Linked DNA regions of Homo sapiens: region 2 is linked to region 1. A link is an interaction called in ENCODE POLR2A ChIA-PET data of the cell type or tissue named here. Cell type or tissue: Panc1. All regions are shown on one strand. Each heading gives the region's core, and the rest is flanking DNA. Links, peaks and the distances in the headings are about the cores only. Region 1 has its middle 89 kb from the start of LINC01622. Region 2 has its middle 40 kb from the start of LINC01622.

Evidence for each region. ChIA-PET counts read pairs that join two places held together with the same protein. Peaks named below come from ENCODE experiments on the same cell type or tissue, not always from the same donor. Only the 100,000 strongest peaks of a DNase experiment are listed, where the experiment ranks them.
Region 2: POLR2A ChIA-PET joins it to region 1 with 5 read pairs; 3 of 35 experiments call an interaction of 5 or more read pairs at or near these places.

Annotation. Positions count from the first base shown.
Region 1 is chr6:1,187,877-1,192,276 of GRCh38, reverse strand. No RefSeq gene overlaps it. Among named protein-coding and RNA genes, the nearest start is that of LINC01622, 89 kb to the right of the region's middle. In Panc1, for the core only: no CTCF peak of the experiment used is centred there; a DNase peak (open chromatin) is centred at 1,716.
Region 2 is chr6:1,138,858-1,143,257 of GRCh38, reverse strand. No RefSeq gene overlaps it. Among named protein-coding and RNA genes, the nearest start is that of LINC01622, 40 kb to the right of the region's middle. In Panc1, for the core only: no CTCF peak of the experiment used is centred there; no DNase peak of the experiment used is centred there.

The DNA.
Region 1 (4,400 bases), core at 152-4,151:
ATGCTAATTTTCATGTATTTTCTTTTATAATCCTTGCAATCCTCTGAAATATATTTGATTATTATCCCTATTAATATAATAGAAGTCTGAAATTAAATGACCCCCCAAAGTCACATAGCTAGTGATAGGCAGACAGACTTGTTAGAAGCCCCGTATGTAGAATTTTAATCACTTGCCTGTCAAATTGTTCTAACTTCTCTCCTCCTGGTTTATTGTTCATCTTTTAATTTAGTTAGTGCTCCTTTCTATAGAGAGAATTTCTTTTTTTAAAATTTTATTATTATTACATTTTAAGTTTTAGAGAGAATTTCTAATTTTCTTACAGTTCTACATAGTGTCCTTTCCTTTATTATATCTTCTTTTGTGCATATGCTTAGAAACACTCCCTTGACAGGGATTGGATAGGTATTTAGTTATATTGCTTTCAATTCTTTCATTGGTAATTTTCAGTATGCCACTCTGTAATCTATTTGAAATTTATTTTGGTATATGATGTGAGTTAGGAATAGAGCCCTATACTAAAGAATCTATTTTCCTTTCTAATGTTAAAATCAAACTTTTATTATATGTGTAGCTATCATTTGTATAGAAACACATTTGTTTAGAAATGTATACATTTGTACACATTTGTATAGAAATGTGTATAGAAATATGGGTCTGATCTTCTACTTTATTCTGTTCAATTGATTGGTTATTTATTCTTACTCCAGGATCACGCCATCCTGACCTCTGCACCTTTCTAACATGTGCTGGTGTCTTAGCGGCATGCCTTCTCTTTCTTCGTTCATCAGAGTGCTCTTAGCTGCTCTTCCAGATGGTCTATAATCTGGGCTCACTTCAGAGTGGATTTCTCCCAAGGCCCCGCCTCATCCACTTATACGTATTCTCCTGCCCCATAAACAAACCACTTGGTGCTTGGTTGGCCGACCAGAATCCTTTGAGGTGTCTTTGGAGAGTTTTCTGACTTCTCATTCCTTGCCGATGCACCGTCCTGTGTAGGCTCCTCCCCGGCCCTACATGGCAGCCTGGCACCCAGGCCCTCTCAGTGTCTCTGGACACTGGCAGGCATGGCCGGGCTGAGCATCTTCAAGAGTGTTGTGGACAGGTTGTGTCGCACTTTCTTGGCATCTGCCATCAGCACTCAGCCTCAGCTTCTTCCCCAATTGTGGTTTTGGTTAATCCACCTGAGAGTCACCTTGGCCAGCATTTGGAACGGGAGGTAGCGACCTCCACACCAGCACAGATGGTATCCAGGCTATCTCAGAAATCCTCAGAGATGCCTGGAGCAACATTAAATTAGAGCTGAAAGGACCTTGGAGATAATAAATTCCAACCCCATCATTGTCCACATGAGGAAAATAAAACTTCCCTCAGAATCCCCACACCTGCCTCCTGCCCAAAGCTTTGATCCTCCTAACAGCCCCAGGTATTTATCGTGGAAGCCAGCACTGGCACCCAGGTGTTCTGGTTTCTAGCCCACAGTTGTGTCCTCAAGCCTTGCTTCCATCCTGACCTAAAGCTGTCACTGTCAATGGCAAGGGTTAAATGCATCCCATCCGCACATGGAAGAGATCGCTCCTGTGACTCCTGAAGCGTTTCCCCAGTTCAAGCACACAGCTTCAGGCTTACCCTGATTGAATCTTGGCCAGCTCACTCTCAACTAAGCCCCTGGTTCAGCCAGGCAGGAAATGACCTCATCAGGAGTGGATGAAAGGGAGCGTGACTGCTGAGCAGAGGAGATTGCTATGTGGCTGATGGTGCAAGACAGAGGCTTCCCAACAGGACAAACAGTTATTGGCTCTGGGAAACGATGTCAAATTCCCAATGACTCAAAGAGGGACAGATGTCTATATATCCATCCACAAACACTGAAAACCTTGGTTACTTTTTTCCTTCAAATTAGTTACTCACACTCCCCTTTCCTTATAGCATACCTTTCATTCCTTCTGAATGTAGAATGGTACAAGAGACAACTGATTTTCATCTAACTAGCCATTTGGGAAGATAATTAGAAAATAATGTTTGGGGAAGTAGCATATAGAATTAATTTTCGACATATGTTTACAGAGCATGAACTGTTTTATGTGCTTGGTGGATAAGTTCATGAACAAAATAAAGACCTCTACCCTTATGGATATATATTTTTTAAGAGATAGAGTCTCCCTCTATCACCCAGGTTGGAGTGCAGTGGTATGATCATAACTCACTGCAGCTTCAAATCCTAGGGATCAAGTGATTCTCCTGCCTCAGCCTCCTGAGTAGCTGGGATTGCAGGTGGGAGTCACTGTGCCTGGCTCCTCATGGAGTCATGATTTTTCTGATTTGATCTTGCTTGAGACATCTCCGTACCATTTCTGTGAGACCTGGTGGTATGAAATCGATAAGATTGTGCAGTTGGGCACTTCTCATCCATAACTGGTCATTGTATTCATATGTTCTCATGCTGCTATGAAGAAATACCCAAGTCTGGTAATTTATAAAGAAAAGAGGTTAATTGACACAGTTATGCCTGAGTAGAGAGGCCTCAGGAAACTTACAATCATGATAGGAGGCACCTCTTCACAGAGCAGCAGGAGAGAAAGAGTGCCAGCAGGGGAAATGCCAGACGCTTATAAAACCATCAGGTCTTGTGAGAACTCTGTCACTATCACGAGAACAGCATAGGGGAAACCACCCCCATGATTCAATTACCTCCCAGCAGGTCTCTCCCACGACTCGGGGGGATTATGGGGATTACAATTCAAGATGAGATTTGGGTGGGGACACAGCCAAACCATATCAGTCACTGTTGGTGATGCTTGGTTCTCTCCGGTGTCTCTGAGATTTATGATGAGCAATGGACAAATTGAACCAGGAGCAAGTGCAAGGCACATGTTCTTCAGAGCTTCACGGTCTACCTAGGACATCGTGGACCAGACTTCTCGACTGAAATGGAAAGGTTGTGCTGGTATTGCAGAAAGATTACAGATGAGGACCCCAAAAGCCCATCATAAAGTAAAATACCAAAAAGTCTTGTGTTTTATATTCAAATTTCCTGCAAATTAGGCATAGTCCTGTAAGTCATCCATACTTCAATATTAAAAACACTGGACTTGCTCTTAAAGTGAAAGAACATTTCTTAACACCCCTTCCCCTAAATCTTCAAGTGAAACTTGCTCTAAAAAGATGTTCTAGGTATATTGTATAGATTCTAATCTCCTGGTTTACCTGTGCTTATCTATAGAAGTAAAGCCTATTCTAATTAGAGAAGCATGGATGTCTGAATCTTTTACAAGACCAAATTCTGGGCACCAAAGTGAAGGGAGGTCTGGGTGAGAGTCATTATTCAACTTCGTCTGCTAGTTGTGTTGTCCCTGGTTCTGCCTGGGCCTGCATTCTCAGGATGTGTTCATCCTATAGGCAAAGGTGGAAGAAGCAAAAATTTAGAGCATTGAAGATAAATGAAATCCAATTATTTATCTTCTCAATATTCCAGCCTTCACTTACAACTTTTAGCTGTTAATTAGATATTTTACAAAAGTCTGTTTATTTTAAAGGCCCAAATGTTTGAAGACTATAAGGTCACTGTCAGTATATTTCTGGAGAAGAAATGTTTGTCTCTTGTCTTCAAGGTTGATGTTTATTAGTTTTCCCATCTAAAGACTAGGTCTGATGCCAACAAATCAGACTTTTTTTTCCTGCATCTATGATCAAGCACTTGAACATTTCCCCACGAATGTGGATGCGCCCTGGGTTAGAATTGTTTTCTGCTGTGAGCCAAGGCTGAGTTCCAGCTCTCATTTACCTGCAAGGAGGAGAGGGATGCAAAGGATCGTCAGTGGTGGAGAAGATGCCACTTTTTTGGCTGTTTTCCACAGCATTCAGATTCATATCTGAGTTCAACATGCTTTGTATGTTTTCCCCACATGCTGGGACAGGCCTGTTTTTAAAGACAAGGTTGAAGAGTGGAGAGAAGAGGCTTGTTTATGCACATGGTCATCAGTACAGCACAATCTGTCTCCAAAATGGGAAAGGTCCCCTCACTAGGGATGAGCTTCAGTTTTGGTCTGTCTCTGGATTCTCACCTACCTGATTTTCCACTCTTATCCCCCAATCTTGGGCCTGTCCTTTAACTGAAAGAAAGACACCCTTTTCTACCCTTTTGATGTTTCATCTGAATCCTTGGCAAAAGTATAGCTTATAATTTTTTAATTAAGATGCCTGTGTTTGAGAAGGTGGTGACAACTGAACTCCAGGCTCATCTGGTTTATCACATGCTCCAGGACAGGTTTGGGTCTGGGTTTCAATCAGGTCATAACATGAAGTCAGTATCTGTGATCATTGCATTATTCACAGGAGCAGAGGCTTGTGGAAATAAAGGGAGGCACTCCAGTCCCCAACACACCCAGTGTCTTTTCACT
Region 2 (4,400 bases), core at 194-4,193, 49 kb after region 1:
TCATCTGCTCTAATAACAGTGCCTTCTTCTGGAACCCCTCCTGAAGGACCTGCCTGAGGCTGTTTTACAGTTAACTTTTTTTTTTAATAAGCAGAAGTATACGTCAAGTAATGATAAAACATATAGTATAGCAAATATGTAAACCAGAAATATAGTTGTTTATTATCATTATCTAGTATGATATAGTGTACACGATTGTATGTGCTATACTGTTACGTGACTGGCAGGGCAGTGGGTTTGTTTACACCATCATTAGCCCAACCATGTGAGTGATGCACTGAGCTGCAATGTTACGATGGCTGTGGCTAGGCGATAGGAACTTTTCAGCTCCATTATAATCTTATGGGACCCCCATCCCTCCCTGACCAAAATGTCATGCAGCGAATGACTATATGTCATTTATAAACACAAAAATATACATCTCCTGGGAGTAGCTTCTGAAAACTTTTACTGTAGGGACGTACAATTTAAACAGTTAGGAGACAAATGCTTTAATGGATGTAGTTTGAAAAACACCGGTCTAAGGTGTCTCTGGTCTAATGCATCTGTCCTCTTTGTGCTGTGAGCAAGGTGGGAGATGACGTGCCTTGTTAAGTGCAGATACGAAGCTACCCTCAAGGACCAGATGGGAGCCCAGGCTCCTGACTTGCTCACCCGTGCCCTCAGCATCACACCTGGTGTCTGCCAGGCTCCCAAGCTCCGCAGGGATGGTGATTGAATACTTAGCGCCTTCAATTGGCACAATCCCCACCTGATTAACCCTCACCCACCAAGTCCTTTGAATTTTTCTTTCTACTCCTTCCCTTATAAACATCTTCCTATAACAAACAAATTTTCTTTTTTTCTCCCCCCAGATAGATTCATGGAAATAAAAAGTTTTTAAAAAGGACTAATCACTGACACGTACAAAAGGGAAGAATGAGCACACACAGGATTTAGGTGTGTCCCAGGGAAGAATGAGCACACACAGGATTTAGGTGTGTCCCAGGGAAGAATGAGCACACACAGGATTTAGGTGTGTCCCAGGGAAGAATGAGCACACACAGGATTTAGGTGTGTCCCAGGGAAGAATGAGCACACACAGGATTTAGGTGTGTCCCAGGGAAGAATGAGCACACACAGGATTTAGGTGTGTCCCAGGGAAGAATGAGCACACACAGGATTTAGGTGTGTCCCAGGGAAGAATGAGCACACACAGGATTTAGGTGTGTCCCAGGGAAGAATGAGCACACACAGGATTTAGGTGTGTCCCAGGGAAGAATGAGCACACACAGGATTTAGGTGTGTCCCAGGGAAGAATGAGCACACATAAGATTTAGGTGTGTCCCAGGGAAGAATGAGCACACACAGGATTTAGGTGTGTCCCAGGGAAGAATGAGCACACATAAGATTTAGGTGTGTCCCAGGGAAGAATGAGCACACATAAGATTTAGGTGTGTCCCAGGGAAGAATGAGCACACACAGGATTTAGGTGTGTCCCAGGGAAGAATGAGCACACACAGGATTTAGGTGTGTCCCATGTCAGGGATGAGGCTTTCTTGATTGTGAGTTTAGTCTTCAATGCTGACGGAAGCTGGATGCAGCTGCTTTGTGAAGAAAGGCTTTAACAGAGGGCCATATACCTATGTATGGGCCATATGCCTATGCCTTAAGTTCCGCTGTGGCAGCACTGTGCAAATTCAGACATGCTGTGTTTCCATTATAACTTACTTTGTAATTCAACACATTTTGTAATTCCCCTTTTAATTTCCTCTTTGACCCATGTGTCATTTAGTTTTTAAATGTTTGAAAATTTTCCAGATATCTTTTATTACTGATTTTTAATTTAATTGCATGGGGGTGAGAGAACACACTTTGTTTAACTTGAAATGCATTAAGATCTGTATTGTGGCCCAAAATATGGCTTATCTTGGTAAATGTGCTGTATGTATCAGGTTGGTGCAAAAGTAATTGAGGTTTTGCTATTACTTTCTTTTTTTTGGCAGGGATGGAGTTTTGCTCTCGTTGCCCAGGCTGGAGTGCAATGGCGTGATCTTGGCTCACTGCAACCTCTGCTTCCTGGGTTCAAGCAATCTCCTGCCTCAACCTCCCAAGTAGCTGGGATTACAGGTGTGTGCCACCACGCCTGGCTAATTTTGTATTTTTAGTAGAGACGGGGCTTCTCCGTGTTGGCCAGGCTGATCTCAAACTCCTGCCCTCAGGTGATTCACCCACCTTGGCCTCCCAAAGTGTTGGGATTACAGGCATGAGCCACTGCACCCAGCCCATGCCATTACTCTCAATGGCAATAACCACAATTACTTTTGCACCAAACTAATACTTGAGAAGAATGTGTATTCTGCTATTGTTGGATGGAATGACTTGTTAATTTAGATTAGCTCAGGTTGGTTGATAGTGTTGCTGAAATATTCTATATTTTTGATGCTATCCGATTTTTTTTTTGCCAATTATGAAGAGAAGGTTTTTGAAATCTCCAACTGTAATTACAAATTTCCCTGTTTTTCATCTCAGTTTCATTTTTTTTTTTTGCTTCATGTAGTTTTGCTTCATGTATTTCTTAAGGGGGTACACCTTTAAGATTAAGTCCTCCTGACTGATCAACCCCTCTATCATTACAAAATGACCTTAATTCTACCTGGAAATAGTCTTAGCTTTAAAATCTACTTTGTCTATTATTAAAATAGTAATTCTAGCTTTTTTGGCTAATGTTAGCATGGCACATCTTTTTCTATCTTTTTACTTTTAACCCACTTTTGTCTTGATTTTAAAGTATAGTTCTTATAGCCTGCATATAGTTTTGCCTTGTTCTCTTTTCTAGTCTGACAATATCTGCCTTTTAATAGGGCTACATAGAGACTTACTTTTAATGTAATTAATTTGGTTAGATTTACATCTATCATCTTGCTATTTGTTTCCTACTGATCTTTCTTCACTTTCCTTCTTTTTCTGTCTTTTTTAGATTATTATTTATGTTTCATTTTTATCTTTGTTTTTGGTTTACTAGTTCTAACTGCTTTGTTATTTTAGTGGTTGCTTTAGGATTCGTAGCATGCATCTTAACTTATCATAGTTTACCTTCGAGTGATATTATATCACTTCATGTGTGGTATAAGAACCTAACAACAATTTACTTCCATTACTTCTCTCCTGGCTTTTATTTTGCCATTGTTTTACATATATTATAAATCCAAAATATAGTGGAATTATTTTCATTTAGATTGTCAATTATCTTTTATGCAAACTTAAATAATGAAAAGATCTCATCCATTTGCCCATGTAGCTACCATTTCCAGTGCTCTGTGCTTCGTTTTGCAGGTCCCTGTTTTGATCTGGTGCCATTTTCCTTCTGTCTGAAGGACTTTGGCGAACATTTCTTCTGGTAAGGAAGTCTTTCAGCTTCTGTATGTCTGAAAACATCTTTATTTCACCTTGACTTCTAAAATATGTTTTTTTTGGCTAGGTGTAGAATTCTAGATTGACTATTGTTTTCTTTCAGTACTTTAAAGTGTTCCTTTGCTATCTTCTTGCTTGCATTTTTTCAGTGAGAATTCTGATATTATCCTTATCTGTGTTCCTCTGTATGTAATGTGTCTGTTTCGCTGGCTGCTCTTAAGACATTTTCTTTAGCACTGGCTTGAGCATTTTGATTACAGTATGCCCTGGTGTGGTTTTCTTTATATTTCTTGTGGCTAGTGTTGATTGAGTTCCTTAGATCTGTGGATTTATAGCTCTCACCAAATTTGGAAACGTTTTAACCATTTTTTCCTCAAATATTTTTCTGTCTAGACTCCAAGTATACATATCTTAGGCCACTTGAAGTGGTCCCAAAGCCCAGTGATACTCTTTTCAATTTCTTTTGTTTCTGTTTTCTCTGTGCCTATCATCTGAACAATTTATATTGCTACATCATCAATTAACTAATCTTTTCTCTTGCCATGTCTCATGTGTCATTACATTATAGTTAGCAAAACTATACTTTTTGTCTGTAGAAGTTCAATCTGGACTTTTTTATACGTTTCATTGATTTTTAAAATTAATTTTGGAACATTTAGAACATGATTATAATAACCGTTTTAATATCTTTGCCAATTCTAATATATGTCAGTTCTGGGTTGGTTTCAATTAATTGATTATTTACTCTATTAATAATTATGTTTTCCTGCTTTTGCATAGGTCTGTTAATCTTTGTTGGAAACTTTACTTTGTTGGGTGCTAAATATTCTTGTATTTACTTTTACTATTAGCAATTGGAAATAAGGCCCATCCACAATCTTCATCATTCACCTGTCCAAACTGCAGCATCAGCTCTAAGCATTTCTCATTATAGGTGGAGCCGATGGAAGCAACTGGTTAAGGAAAGAGCTTCTGTTGCTTCGGTGTTCTGTGTCTTTAAGAGATGT